Regions from separate parts of the Homo sapiens genome. Here region 1 is linked to region 2. A link is an interaction called in ENCODE POLR2A ChIA-PET data of the cell type or tissue named here. Cell type or tissue: CD4-positive, alpha-beta T cell. All regions are shown on one strand. Each heading gives the region's core, and the rest is flanking DNA. Links, peaks and the distances in the headings are about the cores only.

What was found. Peaks named below come from ENCODE experiments on the same cell type or tissue, not always from the same donor. Only the 100,000 strongest peaks of a DNase experiment are listed, where the experiment ranks them.
Region 1: POLR2A ChIA-PET joins it to region 2 with 47 read pairs; 20 of 35 experiments call an interaction of 5 or more read pairs at or near these places.

Annotation. Positions count from the first base shown.
Region 1 is chrX:119,686,558-119,701,516 of GRCh38, reverse strand. SEPTIN6 (septin 6) reads left to right here and starts at 8,349. Exons shown (of 11, transcript NM_145799.4): 1 at 8,349-8,441. The coding sequence starts at 8,412. RefSeq lists enhancers at 4,728-4,787, 8,336-8,465, 9,286-9,335 and silencers at 8,106-8,155, 8,666-8,795. In CD4-positive, alpha-beta T cell, for the core only: a CTCF peak has its summit at 9,146; DNase peaks (open chromatin) are centred at 8,246, 9,066, 10,546, 12,546 and 2 weaker places; H3K4me3 peaks cover 5,423 bases; H3K27ac peaks cover 2,992 bases.
Region 2 is chrX:119,785,248-119,800,206 of GRCh38, reverse strand. It overlaps RPL39 (ribosomal protein L39), which reads left to right and starts at 8,577. Exons shown (of 3, transcript NM_001000.4): 1 at 8,577-8,633; 2 at 10,196-10,299; 3 at 13,475-13,703. The coding sequence starts at 8,631. The coding sequence ends at 13,523. It overlaps LOC107985694 (a long non-coding RNA gene), which reads right to left and starts at 8,491. Exons shown (of 3, transcript XR_001755949.2): 1 at 8,190-8,491; 2 at 6,471-6,631. It overlaps SNORA69 (small nucleolar RNA, H/ACA box 69), which reads left to right and starts at 12,723; the gene lies at 12,723-12,854. RefSeq lists enhancers at 8,583-8,842, 10,712-10,771. In CD4-positive, alpha-beta T cell, for the core only: a CTCF peak has its summit at 9,091; DNase peaks (open chromatin) are centred at 8,186, 8,526 and 9,136; H3K4me3 peaks cover 3,202 bases; H3K27ac peaks cover 2,901 bases.

The DNA of each region.
Region 1 (14,959 bases), core at 4,685-12,684, 99 kb after region 2:
TGATTCTCCTGCCTCAGCCTCCCGAGTAGCTGAGATTATAGGCATGCACCACCACGCCCAGGAAATTTTTGTATTTTTAGTAGAGACGGGGTTTTACCATGTTGGCCAGGCTGGTCTCAAACTCCTGACCTCATGTGATCCGCCCGCCTCAGCCTCCCAAAGTGCTGGGATTACAGGCGTGAACCACCGCACTGGCCTAGACTTTATATTTCTTTATACATACTACAGTGCCTAGTGGAGGGTCCTAGATATGGCAGGTGCTCAATACTTTCTACAAGATCGTACTCTATGGCTCTGGGAATACTGCTGAGCAAACAACAGTTGTTTGGGGGAATACAAAATTATATCGTTTGTCTAAATCAGTGTGTATAAACCAGGGTATAAGGATAACTAGTATGTCATGATGTGGGTGGGAAGCCCAGCCTTCTCTTGAGTTCCAGGTCTTGCCTAGCTGAGGACTATTACAGTACCCTGCTAACTAGTCTCCCTCTAGTCTTTTTTTTTTTTTTTTGGCTCACTGCAACCTCCAACTCCCAGGTTCAAGCGAGTCTCTTGCCTCAGCCTCCCAAGTAGCTGGGATTACCAGCGCGTGCCACCATGCCTGGCTAATTTTTTTGTATTTTTAATAGAGACGGGGTTTCACTGTGTTGGCCAGGATGGTCTCGATCTCTTGACCTCGTGATCCACCTGCCTTGGCCTCCCAAAGTGCTGGGATTACAGGTGTGAGCCACCGCGCCCGGCTTCCTGCCTCTAGTCTTACCTTCATTCAATCAGTTCTTCATGTGGTGACTCAAGTGATCTGCATAAACATAGATCTCACTCTGTCATGCCACTGCTCAATAACCATTCACGCAGTAGTTCTCCAACTTTGATGTGCCTCAGAGCCGCCTGGAGTGCTTGGTACAAATCCACATTCTTTCTCTCATACAGAGATTCTGATTCAGCAGATCTGAGGTGGGCTCTAGGGCCCTGCATCTGTTAGGAACACTATAGGTGATTCTGATGCAGCTGGTTGGGTACCACCCATTAAGAAACAGGAATTCAAAGGCTCTTTTATTCCCTACACATTGAAACTTCAGCATCCATAGAATGGCACACAAGACCTTTAATGGGTGGCCCCTTGTAATGCTGAGTCTATTCCTTCCATGCCACTCCACTCTCATGTCGCTGTCACCAGCATTTCTTGCTTGAACTGCTACAGCAGTGTCCTCACTCCCAAGTCTTGCATATTTTTCTTTTTTAGAGTTGAGGTCTCACTCTGTTACCCAGGCAGTGCAGTGGTGCAATCATAGCTCACTGCAGCCTTGAACGTCTGAGCTCAAGTGATCCGCCTGCCTCAGCCTCCCAAAGTGCTGGGATTATAGGCATGAGCCACTGCACCTGGCCCCTAACTGCTTTAATCGCCTTCTGTTCCAATCTTTTTCCCAAGCTGGAGAGAGAGTGACCTTTCAAAATTGCAAATATGGGCTAGGCATGGTGGCTCACACCTGTAATCCCAACACTTTGGGAGGCCAAGGCGGGTGGATCACCTGAGGTCAGAAGTTCGAGACCAGCCTGACCAACTTGGTGAAACCCCATCTCTACTAAAAATACAAAAATTAGCTGGACCTGATGGCACAAGCCTGTAGTCCCAGCTACTCGGGAGGCTGAGGCAGGAGAATTGCTTGAACCCAGGAGGCAGAAGTTGCAATGAGTAGAGATCGTGCAACTGCACTGCAGCCTGGGTGAGAGAGCAAGACTCCATCTCAAGAAAAAAAAAAATTGCAAATATGTTCAAGTCACTCTCCTGCTCAAAACTCTTCAGTGACTCCTCACTATTTAAGGGATAGTTTCTCCAACTGGTTCAGGTGGCATAGCATCTGGATGTGGTGGTGCTCTTTCCAGAATGTAATGAAATAATTCATATATTAAATCATGCCATATGAAATAAAACACTTTTCAAAAGAACACTTCTGCTAGCTAAAAATATGTCCACATTATGTGTGTGCAATATAAAATCATAGCCACAAGTACAGATGTCCGTGAAAAAATAAACTGTTGAATTAAGCATGATTAGTACTGCGTTTGTCTGTTTTATATTCGTTGGCAAGTTGTTCATTCATTTTTGTTACTTGCTAGCAGATAAGCAGGAGCATCTGTCAAAGATTTAGGAAAATTTATGGTTAAAAAAAGTTCAAATAGAGAAATTTCTACCCATTAACTGATTTTTTTTTTTTTTTTTTTTTTTGCACTGTGAGCATCCCATTTACATTGGGCGTAGTTCCAGGCGTTGTCTGGAGAGCAGAGCTTGAGAACCCCTATTCTGGAGCAAAAAGTGTAAGCAACTTGGTATGACCAACCTGATCCTTCCAGATCCAGCCCCATCTTATCTTCCAGTCTCATTTATAGCCACTGTCCCCTCTTCCTACCACTCCCTCTGGCCAAGAGTTAAAATTCCTGAAATGCTCTCTGCCCTTTCTTTCTGGTTTTACTCATGCTATTCTCTCTGCTGCCCCCTCTTGACTGCCAGATAAACCACCACTCATTCTTAAAGATTCAATCCAAATGGCTCTTCTTTGAGATACCTTCCCTCACCTCTCTGGGTGTCTTCCTCCCCAGGGTGTTGCTCCTGACCAATTATATCACTTATCACATTACTGGTTGTTTGTAGAGCTATCTGGCAACTGTCCTGGGAGTGTCTTAAGGTGAAGGTAGGAGTTCTTGTCACCTATTCTTTCTTGAGTCCTCTGGCACTTAGCAATTGGCAGTTGAGATTTAGTGAGTATTTGTGGAATGAATGAAAATTGCAAAGAAGGTGTATTAGTCATTTTCATACTGCTATAAAGAACTGCCTGAGACTGGGTAATTTAAAGAGGTTTAATGCAGTTCAGCATGGCCGGGGAAGCCTCAGGAAACTTACAATCATGGCCAAAAGTGAATGGGAAGCAAGGCACCTTCTTTACAAGGCATCAGGAAGGAGAAGGGCCAGGCGAAGGGGGAAGAGTCCCTTATAAAACCATGAGGTCTGGCTAAGCACAGTGGCTTACACCTATAATCCCAGCACTTTGGGAAGCTGAGGTAGGCGGATCACTTGAGGTCAGGAGTTCGAGACCAGGCTGGTCAACATGGTGAAACACTCTTTCTACTAAAAATACAAAAATTAGCTGGGCGTGGTGACGCTCGTCTGTAATCCCAGCTACTCGGGAGGCTGAAGCATGAGAATCGCTTGAACCCTGGAGGCGGAGGTTGCAGTGAGCCAAGATTGTGCCACTGCAATCCACCCTGGGTGACAGGTTGAGGCTCCATCTCAAAAAAAAAACAAACCCATCAGATCTCGTGAGAACTCACTCACTATCATGATAACAGCATGGGGGAAACCACCTCGTGATTCAATTATCTCCACCTGGTCTTTCCCTACCTCCACCTGGTCTCTCCCTTGACACAAAGGGATTATGGGGATTACAATTCAAGATGAGATTTGGGTGGGGACACAAAGCCTAACCATATCGGGAGGCAAAGTTTATCTTTCTAACTCTTCTAGTGAGCTAGCTCCTGCTGGGTTCCCTTCTATTACTTTTTTGGCACCCCCTTTCCCATACCCTCACTCCTCCCACCATAGAAATCCAACAGATCTACAATTATTGGCAATGGCCCGGCCTTCAAACTTCTCCTTCAATATCCTACCAAACCTTACCAGTCCTGTATCCCAACCCATCAGGGCTAGATTTTCAAGATAAACCAGTGGTCTTCAAACTTCAGCATAAATCAGAATCCACTGGAGCACTTGTTAAAATACAGATTCCTGGGTCCCATCCTAGAAGTTCTGATTCAGTAGGTCTCGGGTGGGGCCCAATAATTTGCATTTTTTATAACTTCCCATATGCTGCTGATGCTTCAAAGGCCACATTTTAAGAAACACTGGAAAGAAACTAAAGCAAAACCAGGGGCAGCAGGTGATAATGCAGAATTGAGGAAAGGGATCTTTAGTTCATTTTGACTCAGCCCCTTCACAGAGTTTCTGATTTAATTGGCACTGTCTGGATTTGGTGAATCCCGGATCATTTTCCCTGCTTCACCTTGTCTTCCTCCTCCAACTTTCTTCTCTTTCTTTTCTTTTCTTTTCTTTTCTCTCTCTCTCTCCCCCTCCCTTTCTTTTTTTTGATGGAGTCTCGCACTGTCACCCAGGCTGGAGTACAGTGGCACAATCTCGGCTCACTGCAACCTTCACCTCCCAGGTTCAAGCAATTCTCCTGCCTCAAGTAGGTGGGACTACAGGCATGCGCCACCACACCCGGCTAATTTTTGTATTTTTAGTAGAGACGGGGGTTTCACCATGTTGGCTAGGCTGGTCTCGAACTCCTGACCTCAAGTGATCCACCTGCCTCAGCCTCCCAAAATGTTGGGATTACAGGCATGAGCCGCCACGCCCGGCCCCTCCTCCAACTTTCTGATCTTATTTTTCAGATGGTTCTCAGGGCTTCTCCACTTGAGACTGACTCTACCATCTTTCTCGTTCTCCTATCACAAAGCCACAGTTTCAGGACAAAGCCCTTTCCTGACCTCTTAGCTCCATTTCAGTGCCCTCTTCTCCCTCCCTGCCCCTGAGTTGCTTGCTGCTCCTCTATCCAGTATTAGCACCCCCAACTCCAGCAGTGACCTGTGGAAAGCTGGGCTCCAATTAGGGCCCACTCTTATCTAGCAGGGGTAGCCATTTCTGCTCCCAGGCAGTAGAGTCTGGCTCCACAAACATTGGCATGCTAATGACAGCCACCTGCTTGCCCCTGGGAAGTCTCTGTTTGTTGCAGCTTCTTTAAGGACATGGAAATACTGAAGCCACCTCATTTACATGCTTCTGTTCATTCCTTTACTCAACAAACATTGATTGAACACCTGCCAGACACCATGCTGGGCCCAAGGGACCCCACAAGGAAACATCAAACATGAGCACATACATGTTCATGGAAGCGCCCGGGAGTCCCAAATGACTCTTCATAAAGGGGAATCTTTTGGCTTCACTCATCAACGAGGACAGACATTCAAGGAAGAAAACTCACGAACTGACCACTCATGAGCCCTCTTGCCTCCTCAGCCCTTCCATCTCCCCTGTTCTTGGGAAGGTGACCCGGGACAAAGACTGAAAGGCATGATTTCAGGCCGGGTGCGGTGGCTCACACCTATAATCCCAGCACTTTGCAAGGCCGAGGCAGGTGGATCACGAGGTCAGGAGTTCAAGACCAGCCTAGCCAAGATGGTGAAACCCTGTCTCTACTGCAAATACAAAAAAAAAAAAAAAAAAAAAATAGCTGGGCGTGGTGGTGGGCGCTTATAGTCCCAGCTGCAGCAGAGAATTGCTTGAACCCAAGAGGCAGAGGTTGCAGTGAGTAGAGATCACGCCACTGCACTGCAGCCTGGATGACAGAGCACTCCGTCTCAAAAAAAAAATAAAAAAGGAAAAAAAAAGAAAGGCATGATCCCAGAGAGTTTCCAAACCTCTTTATTGAAATGAATGTTCTGATTCACACGTCTCAGTCGTCGGCCCACTGCACTGAGTGAGATAAGGTATGTAAAGCTAGTGAGCTAACACCTCTCTCCATATTGACACACATACACTCACCATGCATTGAAATACACTGACACACCAACACATGCCAACACACACATTGACACACAGATATACAGACACACAGCTAGCACACACTGACAATACACACGAACACACCGACACATCTACTCACACATCAAGACCAACACACACACTGACCCACACCCCACCGAAGGAGGCTGGAGGCCCAGGCCCCAGGAGGGACTTGTAGCCGCAGGTGGGCAGGTATTGGAGGAACCAAAGGGTCCCAGGAGACTTGAATTAAGCACTTAGTTCAGGTCTTCGAGGTTCAGCGTTTTGGAGGAGGAGGACGCAGTGAGGTTCTGGTAGTCTCTAGGGACAGGAGGGCCGAATGGGGCATATGGATGAGACACCAAGGATTCCGTGCTCAGGTGCCCCCAGCGCTGGGCCGGTAAGTACGGAGCTTCAGTCCGCGAGGAGTGCTAAGGCGGGCGGGGCAGTGCGTGGGGGATTCTCCCGGGAGACCCGCAGCCCTCCAGTCCCCTCCCGTTCCGGCAGCAGCTTTCTGCTCTGGCTTCCAAATTCTCCCCTTTTGTCCCACCACCACCCAAACCCCAAGTCCAGATCGGGGCTAGTGACCTCGGGGCCTTTCAGTCCACCACGCCCTAGCCTTTGCCAGGGAAGAGCCCTGTCCCAGACACCCAGCCTGGAAGCCGCCAGTCACCTCTGACTCCCCGCCCCCATGCGGTTGGGGCCCAAGCCTCACCGTGGTTCCTCAGATATAGCACTGGTCCCCCGTGTCACTGCCAACCCAGTCCAGGGCTCAGGCCCTGCCCCAAAGCTCCAGAGAGTCTGAAAGACTCCAGCTGCCCCTCTTCCTTGCCACCGCCATCCGCCCTATGGCCTGCGCCTTCTGTCTCGCGGAGCTCCTCTGCGCTGATCCCTGATTTTGCCAGGCTCTTCTCTTTAGGCCGCTCCTGGGTCTCCAGCACAATGAAGGCGCACAGTGGCGCTCCCTGAATACTTGGCTCTTCATGACTGTCCTTACTGCTATTCCCTCACTGTGTCTCTTCTTTCTTCTCCCCGCCCCCCTCGCACGCATCCAAGTTCTCTGCCCTCAGCTTAATAGAGTGCCTCCTGACTGCGAGGCCCTGCACTCGGCCCTGGGATGCGTTTGCTGAGTCCTTGTTCTCCAGGCGCACAGGGTACATACATAAAGGGCTTCCCGAGAGAGTGTGAGAAGCTCCATCCAGCAGGTGGAACCAAGTGCCAGGCATGCTCTTCTTTGGCTACTCCATTTTCTTGTCTTCCCTGACTTCTCCGAGACCAGGGCCTCTGGATCGAGTCCCTTCTTCCTCTCTCTCCCTGGTTCCTTCTTTTCTTTTTCCCTCTCTCCTGCCTCCTCCTCAGCTGCTCCAGCCTTGGGCCTTTACGGGGTCATCTTCCATGCTCCATTGGGGCCCCCTCTTGGGCCCGGGTTTCCTCCATAGCCTTGTCATCCCCTCCCCCATCTGGGGTCCCTCTGGCGGGCCCAGGTCTCTCTCCCACACCAGGGAACCTGCCCTTTTGAGGAGTGGAATGTACTGTCCCTCCCGCTGGGGCCTCGGGCATGCCAAATCTGCCAGCGTGCTCCAGTGACAGGGAGCTAGCAAGAGGCCAGTCCCAAGAGAGAGGGGAGGGCGCCAAGGCCGGAGAAGTGGAGAGGTGCCCACGAGAGAGGACCCGCGGAGGTGGGCCACGGGGATAAGGAGGGCGGGCGGGCGCACCCCTGCCTTCGGAAGTTCTCTCCTCTGCGCCCTATTGGCCGCCTTGTCCCGGGCTGAATGAGGGTCAAGGAGAAATCAGGGGGCGGGACAGAGTGACTGGAGGCCGCTCCCCGTCACCCGCCCCTCCATTTCGCTCCATAGAGCTGAGAACCTTCATCTCCAGCCCTTCCTCTGGTACTAGAAGGGGTGGGTGGTCTTGCTGAGCGTCTAGGGCTGGGTCGGAGAGAGGAGGCGTGGGTTCCGTCTGTACTAGGTACCCAAAGGTGGTGAGCTTGGCTCCACGAAATTACAGCCCACAGCACCCAAGGCTTGGAAACCCCAGGGCAGAAGCAGCGTCTCAAGACCTCTAGCCTCGGACCCCACATGCCACAGCTCAGCTCAGTTGCCGGGCTGCAGTGCGGCTCCCCCCACGGGCCCCCTTTCTAAGCTCTACTGTGGAGCGGCAGGTGCCGCAGGCCTCCCCGGTACCTCGGCCGCAGCTGCGCTCCCGGGCCATGGAGGGAGGGAGACACGACAGTGGGGCATCGAGACTCCAGCGGCCAAGGCGCACCCATCTAAGCACCTTGGGATCTCGGTGGAAAGGAAGGGGGGTAACGGGGGCCGGGAGGAGAACTGCAGAGCTCGGCCGCTGAGCAGAGTATGGGAGGGGGGAGGGGCGGGGGCTCCCTTCCAGCCTTCGGGGTCTGGGGACTTAGGGATGTAAAGGAGAGCAGGGGGGTGTGACAATTCAGCAGAGGTCGGGACGTACCACGGAGCCAAGTGGCGGGGGGGGCAGAGGACGTGGTCACCGAGGGGAGCCCCCGCCCCCCTTCGTAGAAGCCTATGGCTGGGGTTGCAGGAAGAACTGGAACTGGTCTGGCCATAGGGGGAAGCGGCGCGTTAAATCCGCCCCCTCTCCATACCCTACTTTCAAGGGGTGGGCGGTAGAGGGGAGGTTGGGGTTGGAGCAGCGGCGAGGGGGCCCCTCCCTTGCACCTCCCCCCACCGGACTTGGTCGCGCCCGAAGTGTAACACTTTCTCTTTGTCGGAGGAGCTCCTCTGTTTCCTGTGCAGTAGCTCCCGTTGCGGCGGCACCCGTGGCAGCCCTGGCGGACGCAGGAGCGATGGCAGCGACCGATATAGCTCGCCAGGTGGTAAGTGCAGAGCTTGGGTGCCAGGGCCGGGGCCGAGGGCCTGGTGAGGGTCAAGGAGACCTGGCCGCCGCCGCCACATCGCGAGGAGGGCAGTGGGCAGCATCCAGGAGCCAAGGGCACGGTGGGACTTCTGCTCCCGGGGTCAGCAGCTCAGTCCCTCAGCCTGTCCCGGAAAACGGTGGTGGCGCGCGGGGGGCGGGGGGCGGCAGGGGGGCAGGCAAAACCTGCGGGCCGGCGGCTGAACTTGCATTGCCCAAGAGCCGCAGTGAGCGCCACCGCCTCCCTCGCTGCAGCTGCGGCCCCACGGCTGGGGCGTTGCCGAATGAATGGCCGTAGGAGCCGCCGAGCCCTCCGGGTCCCTGGCACCCTGGCCTTGCCGCGCCCCTGCGCACGGCTGCCCGTTGTGACCCGGGACCGCACAGGCAAAGAGGCGCGGGGCTGGGGTTAGCCTGGGGCAGAAGGCGGTGAGTGGCGAGGGGGGCGGGGAGGTGACTGGCTGGGATAGGGTTTCTCTATATGCATTACATATGTGACTGCGTCTGTGTGTGTATCGGTGTGCGCGTATGTGTGCACGCGCGCGCGCTCGTGTCTTCCCGGGCGGGCGGCGGCGGCGCCGGGGTTCTGTCTGTGACCCAAAGAAGTCCGCGTGTTTCTCTGAGTGTGCTCACCTCTGTGGTGTGTGTCCGAACGCCTCTCTGTCTGCTTGTGCTGTGTGCCTCTGGGTCTCATTTGTGCGTCAGTGTGGGGTGCAGTTGGCTGGCCTGTAGGTGGCTGGCTGCGTATTTTGGCATGTTTTGGAGCGGGCCTCTGAGGATCTGTCTCGGGTGCATGTTCAGTGTAACTGGGCTTGTGTGCCAAAACCTGTGGAGCTGGCTTCTTTCTATGGAGACTCAGGAAAATAAGTGTGAGACTCGCAAAAGCGGTGCCGTCTCTTTTTTTGTTGGCGACCGACTCTGGGAAAAAAAAAATCTTCATTTAAAGAACTGAAGTTTTCCAGCCTGGGATGTGCAGAGAAACCATGTTGAAGTGACCTGAGGCTCCATGTTTGTTTTTTAAACCAGAAGTTTGGTTGCAAAGGGCGATGAATTCCATTTGGGGGGGACACCCTAGCTATTCTATTCATCCATGGGTATCTGGGACTTTAATAAGCCCACCAGCACCCCGAGGTGAGGAAGGAGTGGGAGACAGAGGTAGGTCAAATCCCATGACACCACATACTACTTGACGAAAATCTCTGAACCACATAAAAATGTTTTTCAACCTTGTAGCTTACTTATTTAGGAAAATAGTTCATGCAATGCAACTACAGTACAAAAAAAAAGCCTCTAGGTATTTGGTGTAATTGAAATTGATTTTACAAAATCTGAAGCCAGAATCTGATAATATTTTCTCTACAGAATATGTATTAATGTCTCTTTTGTCCCTGTTTGGAAGGGCAGGATCATTTCTTCGGAACCTCCTCCACCCCCTGCACACCCTAGCACAGAGCACTTTATGCAGTCATGTTGTGGAAGGACCAGGAGTAGACAGGGGACATTCTCTGTGATGATGCAATTTGAGAGAATTTTCTTCCCCCAAGATTGGCACTCTCGTTGTTTATTGCTTTAGTGTTTTGAGGGCTCCCTCTTTTCTGCTGTGGCTTTTCTGCTCCTGGTTACCTGCATTTCAGAGATGGTATAGCTGAAGTAGAGGAATTAATCTCTGGGATTACACTAGCTCCATCCAAAAATGACGCTAATGATTTTTCATGTCAGCTAATGAATTTGCATCGACCTGTCCTCCATACTCTCACCAGTTTCTCTTGCCTGGATTAGGATTGCAGGGCAGATGTTGCAATGGGGAACATTCCAGAAGGTTGTGTGTGTTTCACCTCAGGCACAACTCAGGCAACCTAGAGATGCCCTTTGTTCTGCAGATGGGGGTGAGGGGGTGCTTTAGGGCCACTTGGTTTGCTTTGCATGGCTCCAGTTTGCTCTGGCTGGCCTTGCCATACTGTATGATGAAGAACATAATTGTACGCCAGATTCTGAAGCTGAAAGAGCAGCCTAAGCACTCGAGACCTTGTTATCGTGATAAATGGGTTTCTGGGAAAACTGACGTCACTCTCCATGCCCCCCTCCCCCAGCCAGTGAAGCTCCTGTTTATGTGTCATTTGTCTCTCTGTTCTCCTTTGTGTCTGCAATAAGTTGTAATTCACCAGGGAAGACGGAGTTAACTCAGGAGACCTTGGACATCTGGTTGCTGCTTGTTTCCTCCAAGGAACATGTATTCAGGGTTTGGGAACAGAAGACTAGAGAATAAACCTAAGTGTGGCTAGCTTAGGAATTCTTTTTTTTTTTTTTTTTTTTTTTTGAGACGGAGTCTTGCTCTGTTGCCCAGGCTGGAGTGCAAGTGGCATGATCTCGGCTCACTGCAACCTCAGCCTCCCAGGTTCAAGCGATTCTCCTGCCTCAGCCTCCCGAGTAGCTGGGATTACAGGCACCCGCCACCACACCTGGCTAGTTTTGATATTTTTAGTAGAGGGGGGTTTTCACCATGTTGGCCAGGCTGGTCTCGAACTCCTGACCTTGTGATCCACCCGCCTCAGCCTCCCAAAGTGTTGGGATTACAGGCATGAGCCACTGCTCCCGGCCAGGAATTCTTTTTAATGAGCTCTGAGACGTGGTACCATGCGAGTAAGTGCCCTAGTGTGTGTGTGTGTGTGTGTGTGTGTGTGTGTGTGTGTGTATGTGTATGTATGTGGGGGGTGTGTTCTTTCTAGAATCAGTTGAGAGTCACTGTGGGTAAACATCCTTAGTGACTAAAACAAGCCTTCAAGTTGTTGGGTAGGGCTTACATTGCACGCAGCCAACTTGGAAGTTCAATTCTGGTGCACATAATACAAGTCCGTCCCATTTGAATGAACACCACAAACGGTTTGGTGTGACAACACCATTTCTCCACTGTGTCCATATTTACTTGATTGACTGATATGTGGCCAGCACTATGGTTAGCCCTTGTCAACTGGACAAAAAAAGGTAGCAGGCTTTAAAAAACGTTCGTGATCGGACTGGGCTTGGTGGCTCATGCCTGTAATCCCAGCACTTTGGGAGGCTGAGGTGGGCAGATCATGAGGTCAGGAGTTCGAGACCAGCCTGGCCAACATGGTGAAACCCCGTATCTACTAAAAATACAAAAATTAGCCAGGCGTGGTGGTGCGTGCCTGTAATCACAGCTACTCAGGAGGCTGAGGCAGAAGAATCGCTTGAACCCTGGAGGCAGAGGTTGCAGTGAGCCAAGATTGCACCACTGCACTCCAGCCTGGGCAACAGAGCGAGACTCCATCTCAAAAAAGAAAAAAAAGAGGCCGAGGTGGGTGGATCACAAAGTCAGGAGATCGAGACCAGCCTGGCTAACATGGTTAAATCTCATCTCTACTAAAAATACAAAAAATTAGCCAGGCGTGGTGGCGGGCACCTGTAGTCCCAGCTACTGTGGAGGCTGAGGGTGTGAACCTGGGAGGCGGCACTTGCAGTGAGCCGAGATCGTGCCACTACACTCCAGCCTGGGCGACAGAGTGGGAATCCGTCTCAAAAAACAAAACAAAAAAAAGTTCGTGGCTTTTAAGCTTATAGTCTAGTTGGAATGACAAATTGTGGACACTGTGAAATAATTAAAGAACTATAGAAGATCCTTGTGATGCCCCACCTCACCCCCTGACTATGAGGTGGCTTGGGCTGCTATTAATATATATTTCGAGAGGTTCCATGACTTGTCCAAGGTAACCAAGGCACAGGGCAAGCCCCAAAAGCTGCATGTGCTGGCTCTTTTAATGAGCTGTTCCTTTCAATGTTGCATTCTGGGATCCAGACCGTAAATGCCGGCCCATACCAAGAGCATCTGGATGATTCTGGCTTGAACTAGTCCCACAATGTGAACAATGAAGCTTTCTCTAGTGGCAATCTAGGTAGTGGTCATTCTCCCAAGTGAACTTTCAGGGGCTAACTTTGCCCTACAAAGTTAGCTGGGGTTGGTCTGGGTCAACTGTCTCAGAGCAACTGTCTTCAGGTGGGGAAAAGATTGCTGCTGCACTCTGGTTTTGCTATCATCACGTGGCAGTTACCCTTTGATTCCCTTTGAGGTCTCTGCTTCAGGCGTTCCTACCACCACCCACTAAAGGTAGTATCGTACCTCAAACATAGAAAACAAAACCCTATTACCTAGCTCTATTGGTGATACAACACGGAAGAAAGTTTACATGGCCCTAAATATTTAAAAATGTTGATTCTAAATTTGAGGGGTTTTTGGACAGTCATTACATTATTTTCTAACTTCTCTGTGTGTTTGGGATGTTTCTTTTCTTCTTTTCCTTTTTTTTTTTTTTTTCCCCGAGATGGAGTCTTGTTCTGTCGCCCAGGCTGGAATGCAGTGGCGCGATCTCAGCTCACTGCAACCTCCGCCTCCTGGGTTCAAGAAATTATCCTGCCTCAGCCTCCCGAGTAGCTGGGATTACAGGTGTGCACCACCGTGCCCAGCTAATTTTTGTATTTTTAGTAGAAACAGGGTTTCACCATGTTGGCCAGGCTGGTCTCGAACTCCTGACCTCGTGATCTGCCCACCTTGGCCTCTCAAAGTCCTGGGATTACAGGTGTGAGCCACAGCGCCCGGCCTGGGATTTTTCAAAATAAAAAGCGGGCAGAATGACAATGTCCCCCAAATGCACATGGTCCCTTCTTTCAAGGAACTGGTGGAGGCAGACACAAATCACTATCTAATTATCTTTGTGATAAGTGCTACACAGGAGAGTGACTGCCTGCCATGAGATTTCATTACTAAGGGAACCTAACTCAGCAATGAATGGAGGCAGAGGGTGACAGGAAGGGCTTCCTGAGGGCTTCAAATAGGAAATGGGTAGGTGTGAAGGTGGGTGAGATCTCACATCTGCTACTGGGTTGGGAACATTTCATTTGCCAATTCACCCACTTTTATTTTCATTCATTCCTTCAGCACATATTCACTGGGCACTGATCGGCCAGGCCCCGTGCCAGGTGCTGAGGATATAGTGGTGGCCAAGGCACGCAGGAACTCTGCCCTCTCACAGCTTCCAGATGAAAGGCAGGAATAAGCCCTGTTTCCTTTTTACATCCTAAATCCTGGAAATGTGAGTGTTAGCGGTGTTCTTAATACAAAACTACATTATAGCAGAGTGATTTGTCTGTATCATCTAATGAGATTTTGATCTGCAGTCATGTGCATAGCATTTACTTTGTGGAGTCTCTGCTGTAAATTTTCTATTAATTGCTGGCTTTGTTACCAAGCATGGCCACTGCCTTTGTGTGCTATAAGGGAGCAAACCTATTGCATTAGCCTGAGCAAAGCCAATTAGGAAGATAAGTCCTCTGGAAAAAGGTATTCCCAAACTAAGTAGGGCTGATTTCTGGACTTGCCTGGGTTTTTGGATGATCAGAGCCATGGTTTAATATTAGCATGAACAATTGAGAAGGGCTTTTAGTTGCATGTACATTAAAACTACATTCAAGACAGATGAGGCCAGGTGCGGTGGCTCACGTCTGTAATCCCAGCACTTTGGGAGGCCGAGGCGGGCAGATCATGAGGTTAGGAGATCCAGACCATTCTGGCTAACACGGTGAAACCCCATCTCTACTAAAAATTAAAAAATTAGCCGGGCGTGGTGGCGGGTGCCTGTAGTCCCAGCTACTCTGGAGGCTGAAACAGGAGAATGGCGTGAACCCGGGAGGCGGAGCTTGCAGTGAGCCGAGATTGTGCCACTGCACTCCATCCTGGGCGACAGAGTGAGACTCCGTCTCAAAAAAGAAAAAAAAAAAAAGACAGATGAAAGAAAGAAAGAAGGAAAGAAGGAAAAAGAAGGAAAGAAGGAAAGCCATGGATATATATAACATGTTTCTTTCAACGATCTCGAAATGCTTCCATCTGTATGATTTCATTTTCCCCAATGGCTTCCTGGACAAGTATTACTGTTCCCTTTATTTAATGGGTGTAGGGAGACCAAGTTACTTAGTCCGAAGTGCTATTGCTGGTCAGTGGGTGATACGATTAAACACCCACCAGATGACACAGATTCCTTGTTTAAAAACACTTGTCTTTTCATGATGTTTCTAAGACATCAAAATCCTGCCATGACCTCTCTTCCCCCTCTTTTCACTACACTCCCTCAGCACTCCCATAGGGCCCAGGGAAGAGTATACTAGGGTGATTCGGAGACTCTCTGATATTAAAAAGATTCTCAGCTTAAATCCAATATAGCACAGTCACGGGTTGTGTGGGTTTTCTTTTTTATTTTTTCTTCTCCATATTGCTTTAAATAAAAATCTTGGAGCCACCAGCCATGTAATGATGGATTATTTTAAGTAACAACTGGAGTGGGGGGCGCAGAATAAATTAGAAACACAGACCCTTCCTCCTCAGTTTGGCAGGAGGAGGCTTCTGCTGCTGGGATTTGAAACCGTGGGTTTCTCTGCCGCCTGCACAGAGGAAGGAGGCCACATGCTCAGGAGGGT
Region 2 (14,959 bases), core at 4,581-12,580:
ATAGTCACGTGGAGGTGTTGGCAGATAGCATGTGTGGATGGGCTGTGGGAGTTCTCTTGTGATTGCTTAAATTTTCTCAGTGACTAGGAAGCCAGGTCCTCAACTGAGTGTGAGAATGGAGGAAGAAGGGTTGCAGGTTTGAGGAGGGAGAGGAGAGTCTTGACATAATTATCTAGGCCTAGGCTCAGCAAATTACAGCCTATGGACCAAACCTGGCCACTGCGTGTTTTTGTACAGCCTGAGAGCTAAGAATGGTTTCTGTATTTTTGAATGGTTGAAAAAAATCAAAAGAATATTTTGGGACACATGACAATTCTATTGAATTTAAATTTTAGTATCTGTAACTAAAGTTTTCTTGGAACCCAGCCACACCGTTCATTTACATATTGTCCTGCAGCTTTCATCCTGCAACAGCAGAGTTGAGTAGTCGCAACAGACACTGTATGTCATCTGCAAAGCCTAAAATATTTACTATCAGAAAAAGTTTGCTGACCAGGCGTGGTGGCTCATGCCTGTAATCCCAGCACTTTGGGAGGCTGAGGCGGGCAGATCACCTGAGGTCAGGAGTTGGAGACCAGCCTGGCCAACATGGCGAAACCCCGTCTCTACTAAAAATACAAAAATTAGCGGGCATGGTGGTAGGTGTCTGTAATCCCAGCTACTCCAGAGGCTGAGGCAGGAGAACTGCTTGAACCTGGGAGGCGGAGGTTACAGTGAGCCGAGATCGTGCCACTGCACTCCAGCCTAGGCGACAAGAGCGAGACTCTGTTTCAAAAAAAAAAAAGCATAATTTTAACAACCGCCCCCACGAGCCTTCTTGTTTCCACTATTGTCCCCATCCCCATCTACTCTCCAGCTGGCCAAAGGATCTTTTTAAAATACTTACATAATTGGCCAGGCACGGTGGCTTATGCCTGTAATCCCAGCACTTTGGGAGGCCGAGGTGAGATCGCTTGAAGTCAGGAGTTCGAGATCAGCCTGGACAATGTGGTGAGACCCCGTCTCTACCAAAATACAAAAAATTGGGTTGGCAGCACGCACCTGTAGTCCCAGCTACTTAGGGGCCTGAGGTTGGAGGATGGCTTGAGCCGGGGAAGTGGGGGTTGCAGGGAGCTGAGAATATACCACTGCACTCCAGCCGGGGTGATAGAGCAAGACCCTGCCTCCAAAAACAACAACATCAACAACAACAAATATATAATTGCCACTTACTCTTACCCTTTAAAAGCTTTCAAGGCTCCCAATTGCCTTCAGCAGTAATTTTGAAAATCCACCCTCAAACAAGAAGGGTCGGGCCAAACAATGAAGATGTAAACTGCCCTGTGGAGTCTGTTCTTTGATGTTGTCTCTTTGATGTATTAGCGTTTGTTCATTCATTCACCAAATATTTACTGCGCATCTACTATGTGTCAGGCACTGTTCCAGGCTCAGGGAATACAGCAGTGAACAAAATACACAATCCATGACCTCATGGAGCTTACATTCTAGGCAGGGAGTCAAACAATAAATAAAATATATGTTATCTCAGGTAAGTAATATGGAGAAAAATAAAGCAGTAGTAGGGGTAGGGAGTGCTGAGTGGGGGCCAGGGGTTGCAAATTTTTTTTAGAGAGAGTCTCACTCTGTCACCCAGGCTGGAGTGCAGTGGCTCAATCACTGCTGACTGTAGCCTCGAACTCCCCAGGCTCAGGTGAGCCTCCCACCTCAGCTTCCTGAGTAGCTGGGACTACAGGCATGTGCCACCACACCCAGCTAATCTTTGCATTTTTCTTGTAGAGGCGGAGGTCTCACCATGTTGCCCAGGATGGTCTCAAACTTCTGGGCTCAAGCCCAGAATGCTGGGCCTTGACCTCCCAAAATGCTGGGATTATAGGTGTGAGCCACTGCGCCCGACCTGGGGTTTGCAATTTTACTTTATTTTATTTTATTTTACTTTATTTTATTTTTGAGACAGAGTGTCCCTCTGTCTCCCAGGCTGGAGTGGAGTGGCATGATCTCAGCTCACTGTAACCTCCACCTCCCGAGTCCCGGTTCAAGCAATTCTCCTGTCTAAGCCTCCTGAGTAGCTGGGATTACAGGCACACACTATCATGCCCAGCTAATTTTTTGTATTTTCAGTAGAGATGGGGTTTCACCATGTTGGCCAGGCTGGTCTCGAACTCCTGACCTCATGATCTGCCCGCCTCAGCCTCCCAAAGTGCTGGGATTACAGGCGTGAGCCATCGCGCCCGGCCGAGCTGCAATTTTAGATAGATAGAGTGGTTAGGGAAAGCCTCACTGAGGTGACATTGGAAAAAAGACCTAAGGAGACTGATGAAGGAAGCCATGAAGGCGTGGGGACATCTAGGGGAAGAGCTTCCAGGTAGCGAGAAGAGCAAGTGCAAAGGCCCTGAGCTGAGAACTGCCCAGTATGGCCAAAGCCCAGTGAACTGATGGTGAGAGCAGTGGGAGATAAGGTCACAGAGGTGAGGTGGAAGGGGCTGATGTGGAAGCGTATGCCTGTTGTGAGAACTTGAATCTTTAATTTTTTTCTTCTTTTTATATTTTTTTTGGAGATAGAGTCTTGCTCTGTTACTCAGGCTGGAGTACAGTGGTGTGATCTCATCTTACTGCAGCCTTGACCTTCCGGGCTCAAGCAATCCTCCCACCTCAGCCTCCTGAATAGCTGAGACCACAGGTGTGTGCCCCGACATCCGGCTAATTTTTTAACGTTTCGTAGCGACAGGGTCTCCCTATGTCGCCCAGGCTGGGGCACTTAGATATTTACTGGAGTGAAATGAGCCATTAAGAACCACTAAATAGGCCAGGCACAGTGGCTCATGCCTGCAATCCCAGCACTTTGGGAGGCAGAAGGGGGCAGATCCCTTGAGCTCAGGAGTTCAAGACCAACATGGCCAACATACACCCCCATCTCTATTAAAAACACAAAAATTAGCCGGGTGTGGTGGCATGTGCCTGTAGTCCCAGCCATTTGAGAGGCTGAGGCACAGGAATCACTTGAACTCAGGAGGTGGAGGTTGCAGTGACCTGAGATCATGCCACTGCGCTCCAGCCTGGGTGACAGAGCAAGACTTAGTCTCAAAAAAATGAAAAATAAAAAGGAGCCACTAAATACAGTGACATGATCAGGCTTAGGTTTTAACAGGGTCATTGACTGCTGTGTTGAGAAGAAACTGTAGAGGGGCAGGGCCAGAAGAAGGGGGAAGAGTTTGAAGGATTTTGCAGTAATCCAAGTGAGAGATGAACGACGGTGGGGGAAATGAGCACTGAATTCGAGAAACATTTTTGAGACAGCTGACAGGATTTGCTGAGACTGGATTAAGGGTGTAACAGAGAAGAGTCAATGGTGAGTTTCTATATAAAATGGCTTTTAAAACAAAGAGCCATTCTGTTAAAGAAGTCTGCAAACTACATCGGGCGTGGTGGCTCACGCCTGTAATCCCAGCACTTTGGGAGGCTGAGGCGGGTGGATCACTTGAGGTCAGGAGTTTGAGACCAGACTGGCCAACATGGTGAAACCCATCTCTACTAAAAATACAAAAATTAGCTGGGGATGGTAGCATGTGTCTGTAATCCCAGCCACTTGGGAGGCTGAGGCAGGAGAATTGCTTGAACCAGGGAGGTGGAGGTTGCAGTGAGTGGAGATAATACCATTGCACTCCAGCCTAGGCGACAGAGCGAGACTCTGTCTCAAAAAAATAAAAATAAAAGAAAGAAAAAAAAAGAAGTCTGCAAATTGTTGGTCCCCAGGATAAAGCTCAGACTCCTAGGCTGGCTCTGGGAGGCCCTGGATACCTGTTCTTAGCATCTACACCTTTGCAGATATAATCGTCTCTCAGTATCCATGAAGGATTGGTTCCAGGATCTCTTTAATACCAAAACCCACTGATGTCCAAGTCCTTTATATAAAATTATGTAATATTTGCATATAACCTACACACATCCTCCTGTATACTTTAAGTCATCTCTTGTTTACTTATAATACCTAATGTAGTGTAAATGCTATGTAAATAATTATTATACTGTATTGTTTTTCATTTGTATTTATTTTTAGAGATAGGGTCTCACTACATTGCCCAGGCTGGACTTGAACTCCTGGGATCAAGCAATCTGCCTACCGCAGCCTCCCAAGTAGCTAGGACTACAGGTGCATGCTGCCACACCTGTCTATATTTGTATTATTTTTTATTGCTGCATTATTTTTTTCCAACTTTTTTTTTTTTTTTGAGACAGGGTCTCACTCTGTTGCCCAGGCTGAAGTGCAATGGTGCGATCTCGGCTCACTGAAACTTCCACCTCCTAGGTTCAAGCAATTCTCCTGCCTCAGCCTCCTGAATAGCTGTGATTGCAGGTGTGCCACCATTCCCGGCTAATTTTTGTATTTTTAGTAGAGACAGGGTTCTGCCATGTTGGCCAGGCTGGTCTCGAACTCCTGATCTAAGTTGATCCACCCGCCTCAGCCTCCCAAAGTGCTGGGATTACAGGTGGGAGCCACCACGCCCGGCCATTTTTCCAAATATACATTTTTTAACTTGGATTTTTTGGATTTTTATTGCTCATTTATTTAAGAGCAAGCATTTTCTTTCTGGTGACCAGAAGCAGCAGCAAATAAGCTTTTAAGTGCTTATGTCAATTATCCTTTTAATTCTTACTGCTTTTAGAAAGAGCACTTCTTGCTGGTTTTCCTTCTACCTTTCATGCCACCCTTTCTCAATTTTTTTTTTTTTTTTTTTGAGACGGAGTCTCCCTCTGTCACCAGGCTGAAGTACAGTGGCATGATCTCCACTCACTGCAACCTCCACCTCCCGGGTTCAAGCGATTCTCCTGCCTCAGCCTCCCGAGTAGCTGGGATTACAGGCGCCACCACCACACCCGGCTAATTTTTTGTATTTTTAGTAGAGACGAGATTTCACCATGTTGGTCAGGCTGGTCTCGAACTCCTGACCTCGTGATCCACCCGCCTCGGCCTCCCAAAGTGCTGGGATTATAGGCGTGAGCCACCGCGCCCAGCCCTCAATTTTTTGTTTGTTTTGAGACAGGGTCTCACTCTGTTGCTCAGGCTGGAGTGCAGTGGCACAATCATGGCTCACTGCAGCCTCGAACTCCTGGGCTCAAGCGCTCCTCCCTTCTCGCCTTCCAAGTAGCTGGAGCTACGGGCACGTGCCACCACATCCAGTGGCTAAATTTTGTATTTTTTGTAGAGAGTCTCACTATGTTGTCCAGGCTGATCTAAAACTCCTGGTCTCAACTATTCCTCCTTCCCCAGCCTTCCAAAATGCTGGGATTACAGGTGTTAGCCACTGCACCTGGCCCCTGCTTTGCTTTTCTTGATGACACCTCCTTCTGATGTGCCATGTAATTTACATATTTGTTGTCTAACTCCCCACTATAATTAAACTCAATGAAGGCAGAGTTTTTTTAGACTTGTATTTTGAAATAACAATAGATTCGCAAGAAGTTGCAAAGAAAGGGACTGAGAGGCCCTGTGTACCCTTTATCTAGTTTTCCCCAGTGTTAGCATCTTGCATAACTATAGTACAATATCACAACCAGGAAATTCACGTTGGCACAGTCCACAGAGCTTATTCAGATTTCACCAGTTATACATATGCCCCTTGGGGCAGGGGTGGGCAGGGGGGAGTTGTATAGAATTGTTTTTTTTGTTTTTTTGTTTTTGTTTTTTGAGACAGAGTCTCACTCTGTCACCCAGGCTGGGGTGCAGTGTTGTGATCTCGGCTCACTGCACCCTCCACCTCCTGGGTTCAAGCAATTCTCTCTGTCTCAGCCTCCTGAGTAGCTTGGACTACAGGCACGCACCAGCATGCCCGGCTAATTTTTTTTGTTTGTTTTGAGACAGAGTCTCGCTCTGTCACCCAGGCTGGAGTGCAGTGGCGCGATCTCGGCTCACTGCAGCCTCCACCTCCCGGGTTCAAGCCATTCTCCTGCCTCAGCCTCCTGAGTAGCTGGGATTACAGGCGCGCGCCACCACACTTGGCTAATTTTTGTATTTTTAGTAGGGACGGGGTTTCACCATGTTGGTCAGGTTGATCTCGAACTCCTGACCTCAGGTGATCCGCCCGCCTCAGCCTCCCAAAGTGCTGGGATTACAGACGTGAGTCACCACACTTGGCAAATTCTATCACACGTGTAGCTTTGTGTAATTCCCACCACAAAAAAATCCAGAACCATACCATCGCCACAAGACTCCAAGAGGGCAGGGATTTTTGGTCAGATTTGTTTGCTTCTGTACCCCCAACACGAAGACCCGAACCAGACAGAGTAGGTTCCCAAAATCTGTGTTGAAAAGGCAGTAGAGGGTAGTGGTGACAGCACAGACTCTGAAGCCTGGACTACCTGAGTCTGAGTACCGGCTGTGCAACATAGTAGCTGTGTGACCTTGGGTATACAACTTAATCTGTCCCTGTTGCAGTTCCCTCTTCTGTAAAATGAGGATGATTAACCATACTTACCTTGTAGTGTTCTGGTGAAGATTCAAAAGGTCACTGGTAAAACATGGTAAGCTCACAGTGAGGCTTGAATTAATACATGCAGCTACATAGTAACTATCAAGCCCCATAAGCAGCAGCCACTGTTACTTTCATCCTTTTGCATTGCAACAGAACAGATAGTGCTAGGAGCCATAAGAAAGGTACAAATAAACTATTACAACAGTGTTGAAGGGGTGATGATTTCCAGCTAAGGGGAAGAGACAGCATTTGAATTCGGCCTTAGAAGGTGACTGGTGGTGTCATGAGCTAAATTATGTTCCCCCAAAATTCATGTGTTGAAGCCCTAATCCCCAGGACCTCAGAATGTGACTTTAGGCCGGGCACGGTAGCGCACTCCAGTAATCCCAGCACTTTGGGAGGCCGAGGCGGGCGGATTACTTGAGGTCAGGAGTTCGAGACCGGCTTAGCCAACATGGCGAAACTCCGTCTCTACTAAAAATACAAAAATTAGCTGGGTGTGGTAGTGCGTGCCTGTAGTCCCAGCTACTCGGGAGGCTGAGGCATGAGAATCACTTGAACCCGGGAGGCGGAGGTTGCAGTGAGCCAAGATTGTGCCATTGCACTCTAGCCTGGGCAATAAAGGGAGACTCAGTCTTGAAAAAAAAAAAAAGGAAATATGTGCTATAGTAATACATGGGCTTCTTAACATAGTTCTATTTGTGAACTTATAACTAATGTAATTTAAAGGGAGTGTGTAAATAATATATGGAGACATCTGCATCAACTGTAATGTAACATGAAGCCATCTATGGTTTCTATTAGTGACCAAGTCACGAGTACTGCTAATGCCACTGTGGTCTGTTGCCTACATTCCTAAATAAAGAAAGCATTACATTTCATTAAATTTGGTGAAAATAAAGTTGTATTTTCCCATTCAAGTTCATGGGATCCTCTGAATTCTATACATGGACTCTTGTGGACTCCAGGTTAAAAACCCTTGCTGTAATCCGTTGGTGTAAAAATGCTTGAGGTGACTGCAAATATACATGGAGGTTTTTGCGTTTATTTATTTACTTTTTCTTTTTTGAGATGGAGTTTTGCTCTTGTTGCCCAGGCTGGAGTGCAGTGGCGCAATCTCGGCTCGCTGCAACCTCCGCCTTCAGGGTTCAAGAGATTCTCTTGTCTCAGCCCCCGCAGTAGCTGAGATTACAGGCGCCCGCCACCACGCCTGGTTAGTTTTTTTGTATTTTTAGTAGGGACGGGGTTTCACCATGTTGGCCAGGCTGGTCTCGAACTCCTCGTTTCAAGTAATCCGCCCGCCTAGGCCTCCCAAAGTGCTGGGATTACAAGCGTGAGCCACCACGCCCAGCTTATTTTTATGTTTATTTTATTTACTCATCAAAAAGGAAAGGTTTTTGCTTTTAAATGGGGAAAAGGATGAAAATGGGGAACACTAGCATCCCAAACGCATGTTATTAATTATTGTACATCTTGCCAAAGGCGGGCTACAATGTCAGGCTGGACTTCTAGCAGCCAAGGAAGAGGTTCTGTCCCTAACTTTCTGAGTTGAAAACTTTGATTGGCAACCTTCCGCCTAGTCGAAAACCCCTAGGCTTACATAAGCGTCCACGTGGTCCAACCCCCTCCAACTTCTCCGGCTTCCTCCGACACGACTGTCCCTTCCCACACCTCCCAGCCAGGCCGAAATGACTCGTAACCCTCTGGGAAAATGGCACTTACTCTCCGCCTGCCGAGCTCCGACCCGGCGTTCCGAGTCCCCGGCGCCCGGAGGTGACGGTCGCTTCCCCTGCCCTCCCTTAGGGTTAGTCCCGCCCAATCGGCTCCTTAATTTTTCGGAGGGGCTTCTACTTTGGCATTTATCACGGGCTGTCTGCCTCACTTACGAAGCAGGGTGCCCCTAGCACACTGCCGGGCCCCTGGGGGAACGCACTTAGGGAAGCGAAGCAAAGCTAACTGCATTTGGCAGAAACCAGCGCGCTTTCCCACGGCGCCACGGGAGCGCACCGCTAGACAGAGAAGGCACTAGAAGAGGCGGTCGGTGCATAGCGTCACCTCCTAAACTCCGCCCATCGGAAGCGCCTTCTAAGCTCGTTCTTCCGCCAGCTTCCCTCCTCTTCCTTTCTCCGCCATCGTGGTGTGTTCTTGACTCCGCTGCTCGCCATGGTAAGTCCATCGGCCCCCATCGGCCCCGGGGTGGCTTCCCAAAACCCGAGGCCGCTGCCAGGAAATGCCTGGGCCGCGCGGAGCGTTGAGGGGCGGGAGCCTTTTAAAGGCTTTTTCAAGAAAATATCCAGTTCGGCCACTGTTGTCTTTCGTGGCCTGGAGGGAAGCTAGTGAGCCAGCGAGCAACCTGGAGAGGGACGGGCTGCGCTGCGGCCGCGGATTCAAGGGGGCTCTTTCTTTGCCCGGCCGCTGCCGAGTCGGGCAGGGATTCCGGTTTCCCTTCGCTTGTAGCGAACTCGTTCTGGAGGCGGGGGGTGGGAGGTGGCAGCCACCCCCGAAATCGTGGCCTGACTGTGGGCTGCCCGTGGCATGCGCAACGTGGAGGGTAATCAGGAGGGTATTGTGGGCTACTGGTTTTCGAAAAGGGTTTAGCTTGGCGTGGAGAAGCGAACCGCATTTTTAGATCCCAGGACTTTTGTTTAGAGGACGTTTATTCAGAGACTTGAGCGTCACCCCGTGGAAGCGCCTAGAACAAGGGGTGTTTTGCGAACCTGTGTGTCATTCTGGCCTTCTTAGTAAATGGCAGCAGCGAACCAGTCACTCTTTACTGGGAAATGTAAAATGTTGATTTCTAGATATGGAGGCGATAAGTACTGGTATTTTATTACTTGTCAAGTAATTTATTACTTGACAAAATTTACAACTGCTACTGTGGATGGGGGACGGGGTGTAATCTTTGCCTTCTTTGTATTGGCTCCCATTATTATGCAAGGGTATGTTCGTCCAGGTTGGCCAGGCATTAAACCTGCATCCGTGCCAATTTTGCAAGATTATTCTGTAGATTTGGGGGAGTATTGGGGTTGGCCTTAGATGAAAGCCAAAAGATGCAACTAGAAATTGAGACAGTCATCCTTGGAAAAGTGACATTTCATTTATTTTTAAATTTAAAAGTTTATTTTTTTAGCCAGTGAAATTTAGCAGTAGAGATAGAGTTAGGATTAATACCGAAATGGTGAGTAGGTTAGATCTTCTGAATGTCAGGGACTTTCCCTAAGTCTTAATTACCCTCCCAATAACACTTGAAAAGTACGTACCCCTGTTTTACAAAGTAGAGCACTGAGATTCGTTGACTTGCAAATGGTAGGTAGGTGGTTCTGTTTGACTCAAAGCTGTGTTCTTCCCAGGAAGCCAGATTCCCTAGCCATTCCCAGTGTGGTCGTCTGAGTCCTTGGGGGACCACAGGGTAAATTGAAAGGTAGCCTCTGGCTGTGGAGCAGAAAGGACCTGGGTTTGAATCCTGGTTCTGCACATTGATGCTCTGATTTTGTGCATGTTTCTTAACCGGATTCCACTTATTTTATCTGAACGATGGAAACTGTGGTATCTGCCCCCAGAGAAGTTGTGAGGGTCAGAGACTTGCTTGGCTTGATGGCTTAGCATTGAGAAGATTTTGGGGCTGGGGTATGTGTTAAGCACTCAAATGTTGGTTTGAAGGAGTTCTTGACTTTGAATCATTCGGGCAGGCTCTAATATTGTCTAAATTGATTGCATTTTCTTCCCAGTCTTCTCACAAGACTTTCAGGATTAAGCGATTCCTGGCCAAGAAACAAAAGCAAAATCGTCCCATTCCCCAGTGGATTCGGATGAAAACTGGAAATAAAATCAGGTAAGACCTCCATCATACTGCTTGTATTTTGCTAAATGTAAGAGCCACTGTGTCTGGCCAGGGTTACTTTTTGAGTATAAATACATGATTAAAATTGCATGCAATCCAATCCACCCTTTGACAGCATTCTCAAATTCGTTTTTAAAAACGTACTTCCTTTGTTTCTGCACTGCATCCAGCCCACATCTGGGCTTATGGGCAGATAATTCTCCAATACTTATTAATTTCCTGGTCATCTTCAGTCTGAGCTAGGTCATAAGGTGGAAGGCTGTCTTATACACATCCTGGTGGGGAAGACCCAGTCAGTATTTTTAGGCTTTTTGTTTTTGTTTTTGTTTTTGTTTTTGTTTTGAGACGGAGTCTCGCTCTGTTACCCGGGCTGGAGTGCAGTGGCACAATCTCGGCTCACTGCAACCTCTGCCTCCCAGGTTCAAGTGATTCTTTTGCCTCCGCCTTCAGAGTAGCTGGGACTACAGGCGTGCGTCACCACGCCCAGCTAAGTTTTATATTTTTAGTAGAGATGGTATTTCACTATATTGGCCAGGCTGGTCTCAAACTCCTGAGCTCAAGTGATCTGCCCCTCTCGGCTTCCCAAAGTGCTGGGATTACAGGCATAAGCCATTGTGCCCGGCCTTTGTTTTTGTTTTTTGAGACAGGATCTTGTTCTGTTTTACATGCTGCGTTGACACTATCTCCCTGCAACCTCTCCCTACCTACCAGACTCAAGTGACCCTCCCACCTCATCTCTCTGAGTAGCTGGGACTACAGGCACACGCCACCACACCTGGCTAATTTTTAAATTTTTTGTAGAGATGGGGTCTCTCTGTGTTGCCCAAGCTGGTCTTGAACTCCTGAGCTCAAGCAATCCTCCTGTCTCACCCTACCAAAGTGCAGAGATTACAGGCGTGAGCCATCACACCTAGCCCAGTCTTTTAGATGTTTCTCTTTTCTAAAAAGAGACTAGAAAAGATTGGAAAACTGTCCTCTACTGCAGAAGTAGTTGATCTCAAAGGAAAAACATTACTAGAATTGCTATGAAGGACCTCCAAGGTCATCTAGACTAACTCCAGGGAAAGCTAGGCCTGAAACAGTCTCCTGCATGGCTTTTTCAGCCCATCGCTCTTTGGTCCTGATGGGCCTTGAGACAGGTTTTGAAGGGAGCATCAAGAATCAGCAAGAGTTGCCCAAGGTTCAGCAGTCGCTCTCTCACCCAGGCTGAGTGCAGTGGTGTAACCCTCCCACCTCAGCCTCCTCCTGAGTAGCTGGGACTACAGGCGTTCACCACCATGCCTGGCTAATTTGTGTACCTGTTGTAGAGATGGGGTTTCGCCATGTTGCCCAGGCTAGTCAAAGCACTTTCTCTTTTTTTTTTTTTTGAGATGGAGTTTTGCTCTCATTGCCCAGGCTGGAGTGCAATGGTGTGATCTTGGCTTACCGCAACCTCTGCCTCCCAAGTTCAAGCGATTCTCTTGCTCAGCCTCCCAAGTAGCTGGGATTACAGGTGCCTGCCACCACACCTGGCTAATTTTTGTATTTTTAGTAGAGACGGGGTTTCACCATCTTGGCCAGGCTGGTCTTGAACTCCTGACCTCGTGATTCACGCGCCTCTGCCTCCCAACATGCTGGGATTACAGGCATGAGCCACCGCGCCCAGCCAGAACTTGATTCGACTTGTATGGCAAAGCTAGTGGGATTGGTTTGCTAAGAAGACTTAAAGGGGTGGCTTCTTAGGGCTAAAGTTGAGGGCCTATTTCCTTGGTTCATTTAGCTAGTTAGATGTGAAAATTGCCACCCATTGTAATGTTATGGGCTAGTTAATTGCTTACCATTTGTTTACTGGATACTAGACACTGTCCTTTATTATTTGATACATCTACTTGAACGTGGGTTTCTCTGTGTCCTGCCTGATGGTGGGACCTGCTTGTGAAGAGTGAAAGAAGTATATATAAACCAGGCACAGTGCTTCATACTTATAATCCCAGCACTTTGGGAGAGGCCAACGCAGGAGGATTGCTTGAGGCCAGGAATTTGAGACCAGCCTGGGCAACATAGGGAGACCACCCCCGTCCATCTCTACCAAAAATATAAATTAGCTGGACTTGGTGGCACGTGCTTGTAGTCCTAACTATTTAGCAGGCTGAAGTGGGAGGATCACTTGAGCCCAGGAATTCACAGGCTGCAGTGAGCTGTGATCCGGCCGCTGCATTGTAGCCTGGGCAACAGTGTGACCCTGTCTCAAAAAAAGAAAAATGTATGTAAAACTCAACGCCTAGTTCAATAAATAACCTGCTATTAAACTCTGTGGTCTCCTAGAATTGGGAAGGTATTTTGTACGTAAGATTATATACCCTTGACCCAGATAATTGACCCAATGGAATGATTTTCATTGTTTTAGCTATCTTCCAGCGTTAAAAATGTTTTTGAAAGCAGGTTGCAATTACAGTGCTTCATTTTGTGGAAGTACTGCCATTATCCTGCTGAAAGAAAAGCCGTGTTAATCATTTTTGATTTTGCCTTTATGAGGGTAAAATCATGACAGATTGACATGGACAATTCTGGGATTGCTGTTTCCCTGCACTAGACGTGAATGGAGGAGTTGATCGATTGTAAAGATCATGCGAGGCCAGGTGCAGTGGCTCATGCCTGTAATCTCAACTCTTTGGGAGGACGAGGCGGGTGGATCTCGAAGTCCAGCCAGTTCGAGACCAGCCTGGCCAACATGGTGAAACCCTGCCTCTACTAAAAATACAAAAATACAAAAATTAGCTGGGTGGTGTTGGGGGGGCGGGCGACTCTGTCTCAAAAAAAATATCATGCGGGAGCTTTTATATGTTTGTGACCCATTATGAGGGGGTTCAGAGTATGTCTGTGTACCTCCAGGTCCATTGAATCAAAAGTGGGTACAAGTACACTTGGAGAGAGTGGGCTTCGCCACTACTCTGATCCTAGTTAAGAGCCTAGCCTTCAAATTATTTTGAGAGGATAAAACTTGACTTGGCTAGTTTTTAAACACATAGGGAATTATTTTTTTTACTCTCCAGAAAGAACTCCAAACTTGTTAGAGGAGAGAAAAGCAGTACCCTTTGTATTTTGTGGTACCTAAAAGGTTATGTGAATGGGAACAGCTACATTGCTGTCAGACTGCCTTTGTAACTTGACATTTTTTTCTGTGTAGGTACAACTCCAAAAGGAGACATTGGAGAAGAACCAAGCTGGGTCTATAAGGAATTGCACATGAGATGGCACACATATTTATGCTGTCTGAAGGTCACGATCATGTTACCATATCAAGCTGAAAATGTCACCACTATCTGGAGATTTCGACGTGTTTTCCTCTCTGAATCTGTTATGAACACGTTGGTTGGCTGGATTCAGTAATAAATATGTAAGGCCTTTCTTTTTAATTGCTGTTGTATTGTGGTTTGTCAATTACTGAATTCTCCCTTCCCTGCCAAACCTAATAACAACACTATCCAGTAGAACTTTCTGCAATGATAGAAATGTTCTCTGGCTACCATGTGCTTGAAGTGTGTTTAGTGTAAAGGACTGATTCTGTAAATTTTATTTTATTTTTTTTTAATGTATTTATTTATTTTGAGACAGAGTCTGGCTCTGTTGCCCAGGCTGGAGTGCAGTGGTGCGATCTTAGCTCACTGCAACCTCCACCTCCCGGGTTCAAGCAATTCTCTTGCCTCAGCCTCCTGAGTAGCTGGGATTACAGGCGCCCCCCACCACATCCAGCTAATTTTTGTATTTTTAGTAGAGATGGGGTTTCACAATGTTGGTCAGGCTGGTCTCGAACTCCTGACCTTGAGATCCACCCACCTCGGCCTCCCCAAAGTGTTGGGATTACAGGCATGAGCCACCACGCCCGGCCTCACATGAGTTTTACAATTAATCAACTCCCCCATTCACGTCTAGTGCAGGGAAATAGCAATCGCAGAATTTTATTTTTAGTAGAGATGGGGTTTCACCATGTTGGCCAGGCTGGTCTGGACCTCCTGACCTCAGGTGGTCCACCACCTCTGCCTCCCAAAGTGCTGGGATTACAGGCCTGAGCCACCGCGTCCAGCCATCTGCTGCCTGTTTTTGTACAGTCTGTGAACTATATGGTTCCTACATTTTTAAATAGTTGAAAGAATATTTTATGCCATCTGAAAATTGAAATACAAATTTCTGTCCATATAAAATGTTCTTGTTTCACAGCCATATGCATAACTTACGTATTATGTATATAAATGCACCCTTGTGCACAGAGATAATGTGGCCTGCAAAGCCTAAAATATTTACTACTTTGCTCTTTATGCAAAAAGATTGCCCACCCCTGTTCCTGGATTCAAGCGAGTTCACTTGTTTAAAAAAAATCTAGGTTAATTGTTGACATTGTAACAGGTAATGCTATTGCCTGACTTACTGAAGAGCTACAGCTGAGTGAATGTACATGGTGGAAATCTTGTGGATTTGAGCTTTTACTGGGTTAGTGCAGCTTCTTCGGTACCCCTTGCAGTTTCCCTGGCTGACGAATCATCAGGGAATTATGTTTAACATCTCAAAGAACCAGTAGCAACTTCATATTTAGAGAGATGCATTAACAAATTATTGGCCACCTTTGTGTCAGACACTGTTCTAGGTACTTGGAATTCATTGGTTGATAGACAAA